Regions from separate parts of the Mus musculus genome. Here region 2 is linked to region 1. The links are chromatin contacts, found by Hi-C or POLR2A ChIA-PET in ENCODE. All regions are on one chromosome and are shown on one strand. Each heading gives the region's core, a stretch centred on a gene start or an enhancer-like site at or near the end of the contact. The rest is flanking DNA. Distances are from core to core; before and after follow the strand shown. Region 1 holds the start of 4833427F10Rik (RIKEN cDNA 4833427F10 gene). Region 2 holds the start of Tubb5 (tubulin, beta 5 class I).

The links. A loop is a pair of places that touch in the nucleus more often than their neighbours do. ChIA-PET counts read pairs that join two places held with the same protein, here RNA polymerase II (POLR2A).
Region 2: POLR2A ChIA-PET joins it to region 1 with 16 read pairs in Patski. The contact joins the promoter of Tubb5 here to the promoter of 4833427F10Rik in region 1. A Hi-C loop is called at or near these places in 4 of 37 maps with a recorded cell type or tissue (heart and left cerebral cortex). POLR2A ChIA-PET finds 5 or more read pairs at or near these places in 4 of 5 experiments (Patski and embryonic stem cell).

The regions. Positions count from the first base shown.
Region 1 is chr17:35,769,631-35,776,150 of GRCm38, reverse strand. 4833427F10Rik (RIKEN cDNA 4833427F10 gene) reads right to left here and starts at 3,701. Exons shown (of 3, transcript NR_045459.1): 1 at 3,240-3,701. Gm32409 (a long non-coding RNA gene) reads left to right here. Exons shown (of 4, transcript XR_876780.2): 3 at 990-1,033; 4 at 1,422-2,327.
Region 2 is chr17:35,834,066-35,840,311 of GRCm38, reverse strand. It overlaps Tubb5 (tubulin, beta 5 class I), which reads left to right and starts at 2,011. Exons shown (of 4, transcript NM_011655.5): 1 at 2,011-2,315; 2 at 3,576-3,684; 3 at 4,039-4,149; 4 at 4,273-6,246. The coding sequence starts at 2,259. The coding sequence ends at 5,330.

The DNA of each region.
Region 1 (6,520 bases), core at 2,452-4,951:
GCAGGAAAGCAGAGGTAAGCATACATTTGAGTGGCATTAAGCCTGTGCAACCCTCAGCAGACTCACCTTTGAGATATTATAGCTCCCCACTCATGGCTCTGAACATACCCAGAGCCCTACCACTGAGCAACATCCAGACTCTTTATTTTTTAACATAAAAAATATTTATTTTATTTCATACATATGGGTGTCTTCTTGCTTGCATATATATGTGTGTGCATGATACCCAGGGAGGTGAGAGAAGGTCTCAGATTCCCTGGTGTTACAGCCTGTTGTGAGCTGCCATGTGGGTACTGGGAATCAAGCCACCACTCCAGCAACATCTTTTAAAAAAAAAAATTAGCTGGGAGTGGTGGTGCACGCCTTTAATCCCAGCACTTGGGAGGCAGAGGCAGGTGGATTTCTGAGTTCGAGGCCAGCCTGGTCTACAGAGTGAGTTCCATGACAGCCAGGGCTACACAGAGAAACCCTGTCTGGAAAAACAAAACAAAGAATTTATTTATTTATTTTTATATGAGTACACCACCTGAAGGGGGCATCAGATCCTATTACAGATGGTTGTGAGCCACCATATAGTTGCTGGGAATTGAACTCAGGTCCTCTGGAAGAGCAGTCAGCCGCTGAGCTACCTCTCCAGCCCCAGCACTACCCTTTTAACTCTTTCTTTTGAAGGAGGATCTCATTAAATTGGCAAGCCTGCAGCTTCAGCCTCCCAGGTGCTGGGGGGATTGCTATATAACATTGTGACAATTTGCTCTTTTGTTTACTTGTCGTCCCCCCCCCCCCCCACCACACACACACACAGGGTTTCTCTGTATAGCCCTGGCTGTCCTGGAACTCACTCTATAGACCAGGCTGGCCTCGAACTCAGAAATCCACCTGCCTCTGCCTCCCAAGTGCTGGGATTAAAAGCCTGTGCCACCACTGCCTGGCTACTTACGTCTTTTAAAGGTTTATTTTTATTTCTGTGTATGTCCACATGTGTGCAGGTACCAGAAGTCAGAAGCAGGCTTTGGATCCCCTGGAGCTACAGGTAGAGTGGGTGCCCAGTGTGAGCTGCCCAGTGTGGGTGGTAGGAACTGAGCTCAGGTCTCCTGGCAGAACAACAGGAGCTAGCTCCTTAACTATGGAGTCTGACAAAGACCCTCGTTTGCCCTTTTAGAGGGTAAGTGAAATTTGAAAAATAGTCATAGAGTAGCTGCTGTAGATTGGAGCCACAGCTGACTTTAGAACGTTTTTATTACCCTCAAAAGACCACATACAAAGTCGAGTGGGATGGCACATGCATGCAACCCCAGTACTTGGGAAGCTGAGGCAGGAGGATTGTTCTGAGTTGGAGGCCAAACTGAAGTGCATGAACAAAAAAGGGCCTCACAGAGTCACAGGAACTTTTTCACAAGTCTTTTCTTCTCTGGCCCCAGGCAACCCCTTTGTCTCTACAGACCTGTGTATTCAGGATGCTTCAGGGTTCACCCCTGTTAGACTGCATCCTCTCCATCTCCTGCTCAACACGCTCACTGTGTGACTCTACCGTGTCTTCACCTGCCCATCCCTTCTGGCCATTTATTTTGGGTGATGGTTCATCTTCACAGTCAACTTGATTGGGTTAACATGACCGTGAGAACACACCTCTGGGTGTTTCCAGGAAGGGCTCAGTGAGGAGGAAATACAGCCTGAAAATGGAGAGCACTGTCCCGTGGGCTGATGCATGAGAAATGGAGCAGATCGGCGGAATTCCTCTTTGCTTCCTGACTACCGACTGACACAGCATGGCCAAGCACTTCATACCTATGCCCCCTGCCTTGTCTGCCGTGATGGGCTGTATGATATCACATTTTAGCTACCGTGAAGAACACCCACTGCTCTGAGCCATCCGACATTCTTTGAGTGAAACATGTTTGCTGGTCTTGCGGGGAGGAGTGGCGTTTCTAGGTTGCATTAGGTCACACGTTTGCTTTAAGTTCAGCCTTTTGAGGAAATTCCAAGTTCTCTACTTAATATTCCCACTAGCAATGGGGACAATTCGAATTCCCCAGCCTGTCCTCTCTCTCCTCACCCTCTGGTCTCTGAATGTAGCCCAGGCTGGCCTGTAACTTGTGATTCTCCCTACCTCAGTCTCCCAAGTAGCTGGCTGTTAGGCACCGGCCACAATGCTCAGCTTCTCCTTTTCATGGATTGATGTATTTGAGCCAGATATGGTGACACACATCTCTAATCCCAGTTCTTGAGAGGTAGAGGTAGGAGGAGAGATAGTCCAAGGACAGACTTAGCTACATAGTGAGTTCAGGCCAGTCTTAGCTACATGAAATCTAGTCTCAAAAATAAATAAATAGAGATATTTGCATTTTTCATTGATTTGTAAGGAAGGATCCTTTCTTCCTTTGTTTCTTCCTTTTTTTTTTTTTTTTTTTTTTTTTTTTTTTGAGACAGGGTTTCTCTGTATAGCCCTGGCTGTCCTGGAACTCACTTTGTAGACCAGGCTGGCCTCAAACTCAGAAATCCGCCTGCCTCTGCCTCCCAAGTGCTGGGATTAAAGGCATGTGCCACCACACCCGGCTGTTTCTTCCTTTTTGTTTCCTTCTTTGTTTCTTTGTTTCTTTCTTCCTTTCTTAATTAATGTCTGTGAGTGTTTTGCCTGTGGGTATGTACCGGCATCACATGCATACATACAGTACCCACAGAGCCCCGAAGAGGGCTGGCCTTATCTATGGTTGTGAGCCTCCTAGAACTCACTGTGTAGCCCAGGCTGGACCCAAACTTGTAATGATCCTCTTGCCTCTGTCTCCTGAATGCTGGAATTGCAGGTGTGAGGTACCTTTTAAGGATCATCTCTAAGCTGATCTCTAACACAGAGCAAACTTTCCATCTCTGTCTTTTCTTACACTGTCTCCCCAATTGCTCAGGATTACACATGTGAACTATGTTCAGTAAATAAAGGAGTATTGAAGACTCAGTCAAGTAAAACAGCTGTGTGGGTCAGGCACCTTGAAAATGTCACAGATGGCTCAAATCCAGTTTTTTCTTTTTCTGGAGATAAGGTCTCGTGTAGCCCAGGCTGGCCTCAAACTCCTAATGTATCTGAAGATGACTTTGAACTAATGATTCTCCTGCCTGTACCTCCCAGGTGCTGGCATTACAGATGTGTACCACTATGCCTGTCTTAGGGTTTTACTTCTGTGAACAGACACCGTGACCAAGGCAACTTTTATAAGGACAACATTAAATTGGGGCTGACTTACAGTTTCAGAGGCTCAGATCATTTTCATCAAGGTGGGAACATGGCAGCATCCAGGCAGGCATGGTGCAGGAGGAACTGAGAGGTCTACATCTTCATCTGAAGGCTGCTAGCAGAATACTTACTTCCAGGCAGCTAGGATAAGGGTCTTAAAGCCCCTGCCCACAGTGATACACATGCTCTAACAAGTTCCCACCTACTTTCACAGGGCCACACATTCTGATAGTGCCACTCCCAGAGCCAAGCACATACAAACCACCACAATGCCTGGTTTTTTGTGGTACTGGGAACTGAACCCAGGGCTTCTTCCATTCTAATTGATTACACTATCCACTAAGTTCCAACCTTAGTCCCCATTCATTTTGATTAAAAGCTCTTTTGTACATTGAAGTTTCTGATTCTTTGTTATGTTACCAAAAACCCCTTGCCATGAGACTGACTCTCATGGCAAACTCTGTCTCCTGTCTCTTGATGTCTATCAGGGCAGAGATTCCCTCTTGGTGAGCAACAAAACTGTCCTTTCTGACTCCTCCCCACGTCCCAGCCTGTGAGACGAAGCTTCCTTGTATGGCGTCCTGTTGCTGGAAGGGTCTCCTAGATGTCTGACCAGAGCTCGATGTTCTATATAGTCTGCCATAAATCCCCGTGTCTGACAGGCCTTGATTTGCTGCCATGGCATTCAAGGTATGCAAACAGCTTGGAGTGTTCTGCCAGGCTCGAGCGGAGGCCTTGGGTAAGCTTCTGCCTGTGGCACGGTGTGTGCCCGTTTTTGGACACAGCTTCTCATACTGTGTCACTGAGAAGAGTGAAGCCAGGTCACATCAACTATAGCTGCAAAAATTCTGAGCAGCTGGGCCTGCTGGGATACACCTGTAATTTCAGTGCTGGGGATGCGGAGGCAGGAGGATAGCTCTAGAGCTGTGTGTGTGTGCGCTTGTGTGTGTGTGTGTTTGGGCTTGTGTGTGTTCAGGGGTGTATGTGTGTGTTTCCAGGATCAAGCAGGGAAGATGGAGGACAACGTGTGGGAGTTGGTTCTTGCCTCTCACTGTGTGGGCACGGAGGACTGAACTGAAGTCATCCGACTTGGTGCCAAGGGCCTCCACCTGATGAGTCATGGAGCCAGGGGAAAAGAAGTGTTTCATGAATTCTGACTCTTATAATGAGGGCAAGGAACAACCTTAGAAGAAAAAAATAAGTGTTGCTTAGGAAAATGAAAAGCAGGTAAGTGCCTTTAATCCAGCACTCAGGTGGCAGGGCGGGAGGGTCTCTGTAAGCTTCAGGCCAGCCTGATCTACATTGTAAGCAAGTTTCAGGCCACTTGGGGCTACGTAGAGATCCTGTCTTTTAAAACCAAACCAAACAAACATCTCTGCTTCTTAAAAATGTCCTCCTGCTACATTGCCGGGGGCCGATGTTTGATTTTTAGAGAGTATTTGCTTACACTCCAGGGAAGTTAGGCAAAGCTGGGAGTTCACAGCGGCTAAGCTGACTGCAGGCCTTCAGAGCGCTCGCTCCTACAGGAGTTTTATCAACCCAATTCGGCAGAGGATGCTGGAATTTACCTAAAGTCACAGAGTGAGACAGGGTCTTTCTCTGAGACCTGAGGCACACAGATTAGATGAGGCTGCCTGATCAGCAAGCCAAGGGGCCTTCTGTCTCTATGTTTCCAGCACTGGGTTTAAAGTTCATGTTGCTCACCCTGGATGTTTATGTGGGTGCTGAGGATTGAACTGTGGTCCCTGTGTGTGTGTGTGTGGCAAGCACTTTACTGGGAGTGCATCAGCTCCCCAGCCTGGAGTTCCCACTCTTTCTAAGGCCCACCCAACATTCTAGCAGGACAGCCCCTTCCTCCAGTCAGTTCCAGAGGGGCTGTTACCCAGCTCAGAGCCACTGTCCAGTAGATTGTTTATCCAATAGGGAGCGGTAACCTCTGAGAACGAGGGGTCTCTGTCTCCCCCACAAGCTGATTTGCCAGCACATCATGAGTTTTCTTCTGAGACTGTAAAAACTCTAACAGAGCCTTGGCCCTTTGACCCAGATGAGCTCATGAGGACAGGACCCACACCTGGGGTCGGTCCCACACTGCTAGTTGCAGACTTTACTAGGCTAGACACATCTGCTGGGAAGGGAGGAAGTGTCTGCACAGGGAAGGGAAGCAGGCTGTAAAACACTCACTATTCACATAGGAACAAAATGCCAGGGGTTTTAGTCATGGGAACTTGCTGGGGAGGAATTGAACCTTTTCATTAGGGTCTGTCCTTCAGAAATGGTTGGGGAAGAGCTCTTCTGGAAGCAACTAGAAAGTTGGCCTGTATTGGGGGGTGCACTACACAAGCAGGGGTGATATCCTCTTCTGAGGATTGAATGTAGACCAAGTCTCTACCCAAAACCACATTCAAGGTCCTTTCTGCCTACCAGGTAGTGCCCCTGCTGTGACAGCGTGGGGGGGGGGGGGGACGGGGGCGCTACAGGATCTGTGGAGAGCAGAGAACCCAGAGAACCCTGAGAGCTTTCAACCTTGCATTGTCAGTGTTTGCAGCCACACAAAATGGGTTCCTGAGTGGAAAGCTGTAGCTGTAAGGGAGGAAATGGTGAGAGAAGAAACGAGACAAGAACCGGGCGTGGTGGTGCACACCTTTAGTCCCAGCACTCGGGAGGCAGAGGCAGGAGGATTTCTGAGTTTGAGGCCAGCCTGGTCTACAGAGTGAGTTCCAGGACAGCCAGGGCTACACAGAGAAACCCTGTCTCGGAAAACCTAAAAAAAAAATTTGAAAAAAAAAATTTGAAAAAAAAAAAAAAAAAAGAAACGAGACAAGACAGATTCCGATCAAGGCCCAATGTTTACTAAGAGTCTGTGCTTATAAAGAGGGAAGGTCCATCCCCTGCCATGCCAGGTTCTTTTTTGTTTGTTTTTTCCAGACCTGAGGACTGAACCCAGGGCCTTGTGCTTGCTAGGCAAGCGCTCTACCACTGAGCTAAATCCCCAACCCCCATGCCAGGTTCTTGATGCTTTGCTGCCATGCCTGTAGCAATTAGTCTGCCAGCGCTGTTAGCAGTAGGTTGTCAGTTGCCAAGTTGTCAGCTCTCTCAGGAATTTCTCAGGAAGGCAGGTTCAGCCTCTCAGCAGGTAGCAGTGACTTGGAGAAGAGCAGCAGGTGACAGAGCAATAGAACCAGAACCATCTAGGTCGGAAGACTCCACCCTAGGTGGTCTCATTCACAGTGGCAGCATAGGTCTGAGTCAGCCTGCTCAAGGCTGGGGGGCGCTACAGAGGAGTGCAGGAGG
Region 2 (6,246 bases), core at 762-3,261, 66 kb before region 1:
CTTGAGCTGTATGTTGATTGCATGTCTTTGATTCATTTTCTTTAAGCCAAAGAAGGGTCTCACTATGTGCCTCCGCTAACCTCGAACTAACTAACTTAGCAGGTCAGCCTTGAACTCACAGGGATCCTCCTTCCTTTCACTGGTACAACACGATTATATTCTAGATACTGCTTACTACATTCTAGATACTGCTTACATTCTAGATACTGCTTACTAGACCCTTCCCTTTGTTGTTGTTGTTTCTCTTTTTAAAAGAGGTTTTTATGTGTATTGGTAGTTTGCTTGCATGTATGTCTGTGTACTACTACTATGGGTGACAGAAATTGAACCTGTTCTGAGAAGGGCAAATTCTCTTAATTGCTGAGCCATCTCTCTAGCCCCACGTATGTTGTGTTTCCAAGACAGGCTCTCATTTTGTAGACTAGGTTAGCCTCCAAAGTGCAATGATCCTTCTGTCTCAATATCCGTATTTCTTGGGAGTTTGGGCAGGCACAATCTAATTTTTCCTTTCTATTTGTTCATTTAGAGACTGAAGCTAAAGCTTGTACCTCAAGCTGTCTAGGTAGCCTCTAGGTAGCCGGTGTTGACCTTGAACTTCCCTTGCCTTCTAGTCAGAATTCGGGGACTAATCATGTGAACCACTCTTGCTCTAATTAATCATTTTGTATCCCTTTAAAGCTTTGAGGATACTTAGTAATTTTCGAAACCCTGGAAAGAGAACATTAAGGCCTCTAACTTGAGCCCATTCAATCAACTCCCTTCTTCCTGCTCAGTTCCAGCACATTGCCACAGACTCACCTAATGAATAAAATCATTTAACTGGAAAAACAAACAAATCCCCTTGCTTCAAGCAAGTGTCTGAGAGAGGGAGGCACTGTCTAAAGACTGACATTCTCTTAGTCTGTCCACCCTACAGCCTGTCCTGACAGGATGACCAGAATGTCTTCAGCGTCGTCTGAAAGGCCCAAATCCCACGCAGATTTTACATACACCTTCTGTCTTAGGCAGGATTTCCATTCCTGCACAACCAAGAAGCAAGTTGGGGAGGAAAGGGTTTATTCAGCTCACACTTCCACATTGCTATTCATCACTGAATGAAGTCAGGACTGGAACTCAAGCAGGTCAGAAAGCAGGAGCTGATGCAGAGGCCATGGAGGGATGTTCTTTACTGGTTTGCTCAGCTTGCTCTCTTATAGAACCAAGACTACCAGCCCAGAGATGGCCCCACCCACAATGGGCCCTTCCCCCTTGATCACTAATTGAGAAAATGCCTTACAGTTGGATCTCATGGAGGCATTTCCCCAACTGAAGCTCCTTTCTCGGTGATAACTCCAGTCTGTGTCAAGTTGACACATAAAACCAGCCAGTACACCTTCATTCTTTTGGGACATCAGCTCCATGCAGTTTTCACCACGATCTTTGCAATTTTGTTTCTCTTTTGAAAATCCTTGAGACAACTCCCTTGGAAACAGAAGGGTAATTCTTTCTTCTGGAGGGATGCGAGGGAGCTGTGCCTTACTGAAATTCCTGTCTTGGGATCACAAAGAACTAGATACTGTGTATCAGGGAAGGACAACATAGTTCTCAGGATTTTCCGCTGAGCTATGCAGTCTGGCTTTTCTAGACCTACTGCGGTGGGCAGCTGGCAGGGCGTGTCCAACACACCTTCCAACTCTGGCACCTCAGATCTCCTAATTACTACATTTCTCCAAACCTCTTTTAGTACAAAATCCTCTCTCAGAATAGAAAATAGGAATCTCGTGTGAGGACATTTTTCATGAAAAAATAAAATCACACACACACAAGATAACCCCAATTCCTCATACAGTACCCACCCATTCCTAACTTCTTTTTGCAGCGTGGACAACAATAGAGAACTACAACTCCCAAAAAAGACTGCGCTCGCCACTGGCTCAGAAACCAATGGCCGCCTGGCACGTGATCGGTTGGTCTAATCAGCGACTGGTTGGGTAGGCTTTGTCTAAGACCCGGGGCGCCCGCCTATCTCCCGCCCCCGGCCGCGCGAACGCGAGCCCCGCCCTGCGCGCCTTCCCTCCTGCGCTCGCCGGCCTCTTCTGCCTCTTAGAACCTTCCTGCGGTCGTGCTTGCATCTCGCTGCTGCAGCCTCCCGGGCTCCGGTCCATCCTTTCAGTCTGAGACCGGCCCAGAAGAAAAAAACCCCAAAAACCTTAATTTTCTTTCTTGTTCGGTACCTACATTGGAACCATCAAAAACAATTATTTCAGTAAACCGTAGCCATGAGGGAAATCGTGCACATCCAGGCCGGACAGTGTGGCAACCAGATCGGTGCTAAGGTAAGGACTTTAAAATTTTAGCTGAAATATGTAAAGATGAGAATTCTGTGTTAATTGTGAGCATTGTTCACGGAGTTCTTGCATTCTCCACCCGTCAGATTTGGCCCCTCAAAGTTTTTCACGTATAAATATAACCCATATTTGTAGCTAGCGTTCTGATATTGAAAAATGAGGAAATGTTTTTCTTGGCACATTTTCGGAAAGCTAATAAAAGAGCCTTTCGAGTTTAGGGAAAAGGAGAGGCTGAGGGACTGTGAAGAGCTGGTCTTAAAAGGGGTTTTCTAACGGTTCGAGGACTGGAGGGATGCGGAAACGATCCGAGACAAAGCCGAGGCGAGGTTTTCCCCTTGCGCCACCCCCACCCAGCCTGGAGGGCTCTACTGGAACAGAATGGAGGGGGGAAGGGGCGAGGTTTGGCGGGCAGCTGCAGAGGTGCCCGGTGCGCATTACCTCTCAACAAAGGCTTGGACACTCCATCGAACCCGCCATCCCAATGCTTTTTTTAGGTAATGACTCTGTATAGGGGCCTACTTTTACTTTTCATTGCCCTTTAGGGTGTGAGCGGTATGAAAGTGAGCTTTTCAAATATGTGAGACTGTCTGGGAGACTAAGGAGAGGGAAGGAAGGGAATAAAGATAGGCAATGGGGCTTTTTAAAGATTTTTCCCCCTTTTTTGCTAGCAATTAACAATGTAGCGGGGGAGGGGAGGGAGGAAGTGCGGCCGCTAAATTGTAGCCGAAGGGTGGGACCCTTTGGGGGCGGGGTTGGAGCCCCTGGCGCGCAGGGACAATGCGGCCCCTACCCGCGGGGGCGCACTGGCCCCGCCCCTCGAGCTAGGCCCCGCCCGCGCTGCTCCCGCCTTTGTGGTTTGCTGGAGGAGCGGCCCGCCACCGCAGTCACGTGGAGCACGTAAGGGGTGGGCGACTGCAGTGGCCGCACCTTTCTCCCCCAACTCTTTTGTGCTGGCCTGGAAGGGCGGTTCCTGGCTTCAGGAGCCAACCTGGGTGCAAAGCCAAATAGGTGGGCTCCAATCCGCCCACATAGAGGTTTATAGCGCCTGACCCACCCATCACCGGTCCTATGCCGAAAGGTTTTAGCCTTCCATCGCGTAGGTTCCTCCATGGGACTTCCGCAAGCAGATAACGGAATTGCAGTGTCTTCACCTCAGCCTCGTTTCAGCGTGTCTGGAATTGAAATGAGGGGCGGGAGGCATGCCTTAGGACTTGAGACATTGAGGCCTCGTTGCTCTTCCCTGTGCAGTTCTGGGAGGTGATAAGCGATGAACATGGCATCGACCCCACCGGTACCTACCACGGTGACAGCGACCTGCAGCTGGACCGAATCTCTGTGTACTATAATGAAGCCACAGGTGAGGGCAGAAATCCCCACTTAACATTTATTCCCTGTCCCCTGTATTGGACAGTGAGCCCAGATGAATGCATCACTGGCTGCCCTGGAACTCCCATAGATCGTCTACCTCTCAAGTGCTGGGTTTAAGGAGAGCATCACCACGCCCTGTTTTTCCACACTTCTAAGTATCTATTACCCCTCTGCATGGTTCCCATTTTTTTTTCCCTAGACTCACACCCTAAGGGACTAAAGATTAGCTCTACTGCCACCAGGTGGTAGTGCCTGGAATGACAACTTTAGTGCTTTGTGGCTGATCTCCCACCCAGAGGTAATGCATTGCTGATCCGTCAAACATTGACTTGAATTCCTGCAGGTGGCAAGTATGTCCCTCGAGCTATCTTGGTGGATCTAGAACCTGGGACTATGGACTCCGTTCGCTCAGGTCCTTTTGGCCAGATCTTCAGACCAGACAACTTCGTTTTCGGTGAGTTAGGTGGAATCGATTTCTATTTGCTCAACTGAATTATTCCAGTCGTTGAAAGATTAAGAAGTATTTGTGTTTCTCTCATATCTTAGTGATTAAACCTTTTCCCTTACTGCATTCCAGGTCAGTCTGGGGCAGGCAACAACTGGGCTAAAGGCCACTACACAGAGGGAGCTGAGTTGGTTGACTCTGTCTTGGATGTGGTGCGGAAGGAGGCGGAGAGCTGTGATTGCCTGCAAGGCTTTCAGCTGACCCACTCACTGGGTGGAGGCACTGGCTCTGGCATGGGCACCCTGCTCATCAGCAAGATCCGGGAAGAATATCCTGACCGTATCATGAATACCTTCAGTGTGGTGCCCTCGCCCAAAGTGTCTGATACCGTGGTCGAGCCCTACAATGCCACCCTGTCTGTCCATCAGTTGGTTGAGAACACGGATGAGACCTACTGCATCGACAACGAGGCCCTCTACGACATCTGCTTCCGTACCCTCAAGCTCACCACGCCAACCTACGGAGACCTGAACCATCTCGTCTCGGCCACCATGAGCGGCGTCACCACCTGCCTCCGTTTCCCGGGCCAGCTTAATGCTGACCTTCGAAAGCTGGCTGTCAACATGGTGCCATTCCCACGTCTCCACTTCTTCATGCCTGGCTTTGCCCCTCTCACCAGCCGTGGAAGCCAGCAGTACCGGGCCCTCACTGTGCCTGAACTTACCCAGCAGGTCTTCGATGCCAAGAACATGATGGCCGCCTGCGACCCGCGCCACGGCCGGTACCTCACAGTTGCCGCCGTCTTCCGTGGACGGATGTCCATGAAGGAGGTGGATGAGCAGATGCTCAACGTGCAGAACAAGAATAGCAGCTACTTCGTGGAATGGATCCCCAACAATGTCAAGACAGCTGTCTGTGACATCCCACCGCGTGGCCTCAAGATGGCAGTCACCTTCATTGGAAACAGCACAGCCATCCAGGAGCTCTTCAAGCGCATCTCTGAGCAGTTTACGGCTATGTTCCGCCGGAAGGCTTTCCTCCACTGGTATACGGGTGAGGGCATGGACGAGATGGAGTTCACCGAAGCTGAGAGCAACATGAACGACCTCGTCTCTGAGTACCAGCAGTACCAGGATGCCACCGCGGAAGAGGAAGAGGATTTCGGAGAGGAGGCAGAAGAGGAGGCCTAAGGCAGAGAGCCCTGCATCAGCTCAGGCTGCTTAGATCCCTCAGCTTTCTCCAACTGCCCTTTGTCCTCCAGTTTCTTTCTGCTGCCTCTGTCTTGTATTTGTTTTGTTCTGTTTTCTCATTGGGGGTAAATGGTGCCTGGCACATGGCAGGCACTCAATAAATATTTGTTTGTGGAATGTCTCCTTTCTCTTTCCACTCTGACAAACTTAGATTTCTGACATTCTGGTTGTTACCCTGTGCTTCCTACTGGTATCTTTTTTTTTTTTTTTTTTTTTTTTTTGGTTTTTCCAGACAGGGTTTCTCTGTATATATAGCCCAGGCTGTCCTGGAACTCAGAAATCCGCCTGCCTCTGCCTCCCAAGTGTTGGGATTAAAGGCGTGTGCCACTATCACCCAACAAGTATCCATTTTTTTAAATTATTATTTGACTGTCCAGTTAATATTCCAGAATATTCTCCAGAAACCTGAGGTCTGCTCCAGATCCTGTGTAGAACCCAGCCCAATTCTAAGAACTCGGATAGTAACCATCATCTTAAAGCAAAGTAGTGGATCAGGGATGCTAGGTAGAGACCACCAGGAAGAGAAGGGGGTGGGGTTTTCCAGTCAGGGCCATTTAGAATCCACCTATGCTTTCAGTCAGCAGGGCTTTGTTTTGTTTTTCTCCTGCCTCATCTCTCAGCCTCAGGAGAGGTATTAACAGTATTATCTCCATTTATATCCTCCCAGCTGTCCTGAGCCAAATCTGCCATTGGAAGTGTCTTCCCTGTATTGGTTCTCCTTTCTCGGAGAGATGGGGGTTGGGGGTGCGGCAAGGTCTTGGTCTTGGTCTCTGAACACTCCCAATTCCCGCTGAAACTCCACACTTGGGAAAGTATGTTTCCACCTGGGTCTTTCAGACACTGCCCAGATGGGCTG